2 separate regions of the Homo sapiens genome follow, and region 2 is linked to region 1. Evidence: chromatin contacts called from ENCODE Hi-C or POLR2A ChIA-PET data. All regions are on one chromosome and are shown on one strand. Each heading gives the region's core, a stretch centred on a gene start or an enhancer-like site at or near the end of the contact. The rest is flanking DNA. Distances are from core to core; before and after follow the strand shown. Region 1 has its middle 31 kb from the start of LPP-AS2. Region 2 overlaps LPP (LIM domain containing preferred translocation partner in lipoma).

Region 1 (3,960 bases), core at 935-3,434:
TGCATCCCAAAGCAGAGGGTATTTTCCCTAGTGGAAGAGACAGAAGGAACAGGTCCTCAGTGGAAAAGAGGAGATGAAACGTGTCAGCAGTAGGAACATCACACTGAGAGACAAGGGACGGGGCTACAGTCTTGGCCATGCCATCTCTCATTTAGTGATCTTAGTTAATCACTCCTTTTCTCAGGAAAATGAAGGGGTGTGGCCAGATGGGGCATGGCCTGAGGTTCTCTTGTAACTCTATTTGTTTTTTGTTTGTTTGTTTTTTTGAGACAGTCTTGCTCTATTGCCCAGGCTGGAGTGCAGTGGCACGATCTCAGCTCACTGCAACCTCCGCCTCCTGGGTTCAAGCAATTCTCATGCCTCAGCCTCCCACAAGTAGCTGGGATTACAGGCATGTTCCACCACATCTGACTATGTTTTTTATTTTTAGTAGAGATGGGGTTTCACCATGTTGGCCAGGCTGGTCAAGAACTCCTGGCCTCAAGTTATCCTCCCACCTTGGCATCCCAAAGTTCTGGGATTACAGGTGCGAGCCACTGTGCCTGGCCTCTAACTCTAATTTTTAATGGTGTTTATAATTTAAGTCACAGATTTAACTGTCTGTTTCCCTGTCTATAATGTGGCCAGGTTGGGCCAAATGACCTCTAAGTGGTCTTTGAGTTGGCTCTAAGCTCTAGAAATCTGTAATTCTACGACTAAATCAAGGCTCACTAAACACATGTAAAAGGAGAAAGGCTGCGGTTCCCCAAAGCATACAGGATATCAGGTTGCTCCCAATGTGCTAGCTAAGGCTAAAGTATGAGGTTCTCCAGTGCAGGTCACAGGGCAAACAGGTGAAGCTCTCAGTCACTTGGGTGCAGAGTGGCAGCTTCCCACACCTGAGGCCATTCTATCCCACTACTCCTGCCTTCAGCCCTGCTGTTTCAGCAGCCCTAATCATCAGAAGGTTGCATGGGCCCAGGTTGCACAACTCAGGGTCCCTTCTAAGACCTCTGAAGTCACCCACCCCAAATTCTTCCCCATCCATTCCTAGTACATAGTTTTCCAAAATCTCCCTATAGGTAGCCTGTTTCATCTTTCGGGGACTTTGATGATTAAGAAATATTTTGGGTCAAGGTGTGGGCCAAGGTATGTCTCCCTGTAACTTTTACCATTGGTCAAGTTCTGTCCTCTGAGGCCTCCTGTGACAAGTCTGCCCTCTCTTCCCTGTGGAAACCCACCAGGCCTTCGGTGACAACAGGCAAGGCCTTATGAAGTCTTCTTCTGGGTAAGGAACTCTGTTTTTTCTGATGGCATGGTTTTCGGCTATCTTACTCTCCTGGCCTGTAAATTCTCCACATTGCCAAACACGACATGAGACTTGGGGGATAAAAGATGTAGGTTTGAGTAGTGTGTCCACCAATGGGCTCTATTGCATAACACAGCTAAATTGAAGTTTTTATTTAGGGCGGATAAAATGTTGAATATAAACTTATAAATAATGAAGTGCTGCATAAAGGATTGTTATTACTACTACAGCTACTCTATATTGCTACTAAAAATAACAATTACCCCTACTAAATCAAGAACACAATGCAGCTGTCTTCTGAAACTACAGAATAGGAAAGAGAGCTGTCTTTTGCTTCGTCATTATATTCCTATGCCTTCAGCCTAACACCACTGTCGCTGTTTTGGTAAGCTGTATCTCAGAGTTGGCTCAGCCAGAGCTTACAGGCAACCAAATATTGAAGCTGCAGTTGTATTACACATGCTGCTGTCGGCCTAGGTTTTCCCAGTTCTTGTTATTGTAAAGTTAAGGGATTTACATTTGTCTCTGACATTTCATCATGTTTGTTTCACCCTGTTCAGATACTTTTGGACTATGATTCAGCCATGAAAAACAGTGCTTTCCAATTTTGGCTTCATGTCAGAATCATCTTGGAAAATTTTCTTAGCATAAATATTCCTCCTGAACCCTAGTCTCAAGATTTTAATTAATTTATTGTAGGGTGGGACTCAGGAAGCCATACCTAAAACAAGCATTTTAGGTGGTTCTTATCAGTGAAAGCATGAGGTTCCATCAGCCTGCATTTGGAAATCCAGCGTATACCACAGCCTACTCTGCTCAGTGTCACCTGAGCACTGGATAAACATGGCTTTTCTTTTAGGAAATCTTCTAAAGGGTAAGAAAATATCTACATCAAAGGTCAGGTGAAGACTGTCACAATGTTTGCATTCTGTTAATGTTGTACTTTCACAAGTCATTTCCTTCCTCATTCTCTAAAACAACGTAGATACAGCAACCTACAGATGAGCAGGACATAGACACAATGCTCCCATATGCCACTTTCTTTCCCACCAGGCAAGGTCGTGCCTTCTCATATCAGAAGTGTGCAATCCGGCCAAAAAGAGCATCCAGACTTAGAGTCCAGAGAAATTGACTGAGTAGGCATGTAAGTTGAAACCAATTTACCATTCCCTATTTTACCAACATTTCATCATTTCATTTTACTGGGAAGCCCCAGAGAGGTGCATTTACTTGCCAAGTTCACACAGTTTCGTCTAAAGTGATACGGGAAGATTCTTTCTGGACTTGAAGGAGCCCTATGTCTTCTTTACTGACTTTGATGATTCATTCATTCAGCACACACATACAGAGAATTCTCTGTGTACTAGGGAAGCATTATGTGTGGGATGGAGTAGAAAGAAATGAGACATAGTCCTTTTTCCTTTATCTCATTCTTGAAGTCCAGTAAGACAAGACCTATACAAAAATAACTGCCCAAGGTGGGCAAGAATGAATGCCATAAAAGGTCAAGAAAAGGAAGAATCACATTTTCTTCCTTCTAAGGAAAAGAGTTCTTTTGATCTTTCAGTTAAAAAAAAACAAAACACTAATTTCTCATTAAAAAATATGCTGCATTAAATCCATAATTATGTCCATGTGATCCCTTCAATGTCATCTCCTACATGGTACAGACCCTGCCATTTTTTAAATTATTTCAATAACACTTAGCATAATACAATGCACACCAAGGACTCACCTCTACCTTCAGTCTAAATCTTTTTATTCTTAAGTCCTGGGCATTAGCACAATTTTGTTACTAAAGACCTTTGAAAATGTCTTAGCTCTGTGACTACTGAATTTCTTCATATGGATCTACTTTAAAAGGCTTTCCCCACATTACTAAGGCTGTGGTCTAGTTCTTATATACCACTTGAACAAGAGCCTTCTTGTTACATAAATCCAGAGATCATTCCTCTAAGCCCCTGACTCATTGTTCTCACAGCTAGGCATTTCTGAAAACAAGATGCCATTTTGTTTCTAGGGTCAGAGCTCAAATCTTTATTGCCTCTGGTGAGATGATATTCTGTTCGCTTTCCTCCATTTAAGTATATAACATACCCTAAAGTATGTGCTAATTAATACATCTGTTTGTCTTACAAAGCAGTCGAAAAGCATGTATTTAAACTGTGATTCACATTTTCCCTTTCAGCCCGTCTGCAGATTTTTGTGCATGAGGAGCCTGATTACATTACTATTTTAAAAAGCCAATTAAAAAGTTCACTAAGTGACACTGGTGTGTTTTAGTGCAGGTAATAGAAGCATAAAGCTCTATGTGGCATTAACAAGCTGAAAGATACAACTGGATTTGATGGCAGAATTCATTTCTTCATCTTTCCAAAACAGTCTTCTGGAAAACAACTATGTATCTGTCCCAGAGGCAGGCCATGGGCACGTAGTCTGCACAGGCACTTTTAGGTTACAAAACAGTGAGCCATCTGTGGATGCACTCAGAGGGTTCACTGGCAAAGTCTTTATGGCTACTCCTTTAGAAAAAGAAGGGCTGGGTTGGGCGTGGTGGCTCATGCCTGTAATCCCAGCATGTTGGGAGGCTGAGGTGGACAGATCACAAGGTCAGGAGATCGAGACCATCCTGGCCAACATGGTGAAATCCCGTCTCTACTAAAATACAAAAA
Region 2 (4,035 bases), core at 775-3,274, 160 kb after region 1:
TCTCTACTAAAAATACAGAAATATTAGCCAAGCATGATGGTTCGTGCCTGTAATCCCAGCTACTTGGGAGGCTGAGGCAGGAGAATCGCTTGAACCCAGGAGGCGGAGGTTTCAGTGAACTGAGATCACCCCACTGCACTCCAGTCTGGGCAACAGAGGAAGACTCTACCAAAAAAAAAAAAAAAAAAAAAGCTCCAAAGTCATATTGCAAGGATGAGGACATAGGTAGGGAAGGGGAAAATTTGTGACCATTTTTGCAACTTTCCAAACTCCTTTCTCCTCCCCCATCTTTCTTTCTTCCAAGAAGTTACCGTCATTAGCAATTTGCCATGTGTCTAGTTTTTGTCTCACATTTATATACCTGTAAATATATGTTTATTTTTTGCTTTAAAAACCTCAACAGTTATTTGTATAAAATTTAAATTCTTTGTTCTTTCATGAAATATCATGACTACAAACATTGAAATAGTTACTCCGAATTGCAGTCACATGTTTTACTTGTATATAATCATTCTTATAGGCAGAGGGATAACTGTAACCTTTTCCCTTCTCCTTCTCACCTTGCCCTTTGGGAGACGTTTCTTCCCTTTTTTTGTGTCTTTCTACCTTGTCCTTCTCCTCCCCTCCTCTCTTTTCCCTTCCCTTATATTCTGTTTTCTTACCGTTCGTCTCCTTTTCTCTCTCCTTCCCTCCCTCCCTCCCTTGCAATACTTTCCTACCTTTCATACTTTCTTTATTATATTTTTAGTCTCTTGTCTTTAGCTTAATATGGGGCTCAGTGGCCAGGCGTTTACATAATATTGTGGGTCCTTGAAACATCAGGTCTTGGACACCTAGTCTCAGCTCTGAATTGTCAGGTTCCTGCTGATATACTTTCTGGGTCCACTGTTGCTTTGTATTTAATACTGGAGGTTGTGATAACATTGTCCAGCTTCAGGAGGCCATGGTAGCGCAGGAGGGATGCATGTGTTGTGTAGTTCCTTGTCTGGAATGCAGGGTGACAGGAGGTTGGCTTGTGTACACATGTTCATCTCCTTGGGCTACTGGAGAGGGAGTCTTTATTTTGGTGGGGTGCTCCTAAGAGCAGTGAGCTCAGAGCCTCTGTCTTGAGACTTGCTGTGTGTTTTCTTGGCCTCCCAATGCTCCTGGCATAAGTGACATCCCTGCTTAGGACCCTACACTCATGATTTCAGGCAACCTTTCTGCCTTCCTTTTGGCCCCTGCCTCTCCACCCCATGTTCATATTCTTCATCCCAGGTGCAGTGCCACCCTGCTGGCTACCTCTGCCAGGCAGCATCCTTCATGCTTAGCTCAAATTCCACCTTCTCAGAAACATCTGACTTCACATTTGGTGTCAGTCTCTCTCCTCCTCCATTTCCCATCACACAGTTTGTACTTTCAGAGATACTTTCATACACCACCTTGTATTCAATGGGTGGTATCTGTTTCTGAGTTCTGATCAGAGGGCAGACATCTCTGATCCTTTGGAGGCTAGCTCAGTAGCTGGCATTTATAGGCACTCTGTAACTGTTAAATTGAATTACTGAGGAGGCCTGAGGGGTTGGAAGGTCAAATGCAGTTAACCCAGGGAACTAGAAGGGCCCCTGGGAACTTGGTTTTGGAGCATGGCTTTTATGAGCAGCTATCAGCTTTTCCCCAGGCTCCTTCTTAATCCTGTCTCTCTAGAGGCACAAGGAGAGGTGGTGTTTGCTTAAGATGCTGGTGGCATTCCTAGTGAAGTTAGGTCAGAATGTGCCATCTCTTCTTTAGCTCTCAACTTCTTAGAGTGTCAACCCTCCTCATATTGGAAAAGCTTAGCTTTTAAAAAGGAGAAAGTGGTTTACATGATGACCTCTGAATTTTTGACTTTGATTATTAATCTTCTTGAAGAAGACTTTGCAGTTGCCCCTGTTACAAGGAAAGCAGACATGCCAAGTTGCTGCATTTGTGAAATTGAATGAAATTCTGGCTGCGTTTTATGGCTCTGACCTTTGGGAACAGTCCAGGGTCAGACTGCTCACATGATGTGCTTGATAAATCCGCCTCCCAACAGCACTGTTGAGATCTTAACTAGAATTGCTACTTGCGAAACACCTTTTTCTGACTTGCAGTTCAGATTCTGCATGTACTGCTGACTACTGCTTCTAGTGGCTCATTCAGATAAGTATGCTATATATTAGGTAGAAAGAGGATGCGTGATACTAAGGAAAGAGAAAAAGAGCCAGCCCAGGACACTTGGGTTCCAGTGCTAAGTCTGCAAGAGACATGTTTGACATGGGGCCTTAGTTTTCAGATCTATAAAATGGAGACACTAATCATTATTAGGAAGGGTTGTCAGGAGTTCGAGACTAGCCTGACCAACACGGTGAAAGCCCATCTCTACTAAAATACAAAAATTAGCCAGGCGTGGTGGTACATGCCTGTAATCCCAGCTACTCAGGAGGCTGAGGCAGGAGAATCGCTTGAACCCAGGAGGTGGAGGTTGCAGTGAGCCGAGATTGCGCCACGGCACTCCAGCCTGGGTGACAGAGCGAGACTCCATCTCAAAAAAAATAATAAAAATAAATTAATAAAACAAAAAGAGCTCCTCCTATGAAAGCTCTGGAAACATCCTCCACCAAACTGGTTGCACTTCTCTAGGCACAATATGGTTTATATCCTTCTAAAATCAGCATCTCGGCCGGACGCAGTGGCTCACGCCTGTAATCCCAGCACTTTGAGAGGCCAAGGTGGGCAAATCACCTGACCTCAGGTGATCCGCCTGCCTCGGCCTCCCAAAGTTGTTGAGATTATAGGTGTGAGCCACTGTGTCTGGCCAGGAGGAGCTCTTACAGAGCTGGAAGTATTTACTCAGAGAAAGATGGAGTTAGAAGGGAAGGTTGAGAATGAGAGACAAGTTAGTGTTTATTCAAGGTGGAGGTGCACAGGCCTAATGTAGGACAACGGCAAGTGGGTTGGAGAAGAGGGGCTTACGGGAAGGATGGGCAGGAGAAATGGGATGGGACCCAGGAGGCCCAAGGGGGAGGTGGAGGATTCAAGTCAGAGCTTCAGATGCTGGGTCTGGAGACACTTTCTGAATGCCTAGGAGGTAGCTGTGGTGTTTTGCAGGATAAGAAAGACAGAGGCTTTCTGTAGCTACCATCCTGCTAGGTGAAATGAAGGGATGGTCTGGGATGTGTGTGTATGTGTGTATGTGTACCCACATACGTGCATGTGTGCATGAGTGTGTATTGGTAACAGAACCAAGGAGATCAGGGACTTACCCAAGGCCATACAGCTGGGAAACAGCTTTCATTTGATTACGGTGCTAAGTTTAGTAATGACTGCGAGAGACAAAAACGGGCAGGGGGAGCATGTAGGGAAAGGGCCTCGGCCCCATTTCCTGCCCTCTCAGGCAGGTAGTGAGTAGGAGTTTTAGGTTTCACTGTTTGATAGCATCACCTCCTCTGCTTTCCCAGAAATTATTCCTCGAAGTATGACTCGAATCATTCCTCTGTTGGGAGATGTATCGGTTCAGAGCTGACTTTCTGCTCTGGTTGTTTACTGAAAAATGGTAGCACTGGCAATTCAGAGGGGGCATAAGCAAGTGAAGAAAAAAAAAATGAACAAACAGGGCATGTGAGGTCAGGGGCCCTGGTTGTGAGTCCCGGCCCTGCTTTTAGAGACCCATGTGAATTGGGCAGATCAATCAACTTCTTAGTGCCTCAGCTTTTTCCTCTGTAAATTAGAAGATAGTGATTTCTGCTTGATAAATTTATTGTGATAGTGCTTTGCAAGTTGTATTGTTGGTCGTAGGATAATAAAGATAAAGGGGTATACAGACTTGGATTCTGTTTCTATATATGTGAAGCGTTAGAGAGAGGTGGTAAATTGTTTCTCTCCCGTGGGTTGTGCACATCTCTGATATTATGGTAATCCCCATATCTTCTCCTTTTGCAGGGTGGGGTGTCTTGGATAGTATGGTTACTGAATGTAGAATCTACTAACTCCTCTTTTTTATTTCCTGAGACTGGGTCTCACTGTGCTGTCCAGGGT

The links. A loop is a pair of places that touch in the nucleus more often than their neighbours do. ChIA-PET counts read pairs that join two places held with the same protein, here RNA polymerase II (POLR2A). Pooled maps may share reads with other maps.
Region 2: a pooled map shows a loop between it and region 1 (3-fold over the local background). The contact joins two enhancer-like sites. A Hi-C loop is called at or near these places in 3 of 50 pooled maps. POLR2A ChIA-PET finds 5 or more read pairs at or near these places in 4 of 52 experiments (A673, Panc1 and activated T-cell).

Annotation. Positions count from the first base shown.
Region 1 is chr3:188,121,132-188,125,091 of GRCh38, forward strand. No RefSeq gene overlaps it. Among named protein-coding and RNA genes, the nearest start is that of LPP-AS2, 31 kb to the right of the region's middle. Within about 2 kb of position 2,185, at least 3 of the 41 ENCODE cell types and tissues checked have a DNase peak (open chromatin) inside an H3K27ac peak, as active enhancers do.
Region 2 is chr3:188,281,432-188,285,466 of GRCh38, forward strand. The region is part of intron 2 of LPP (LIM domain containing preferred translocation partner in lipoma); the gene reads left to right. Among named protein-coding and RNA genes, the nearest start is that of FLJ42393, 100 kb to the left of the region's middle. Within about 2 kb of position 2,025, at least 7 of the 41 ENCODE cell types and tissues checked have a DNase peak (open chromatin) inside an H3K27ac peak, as active enhancers do.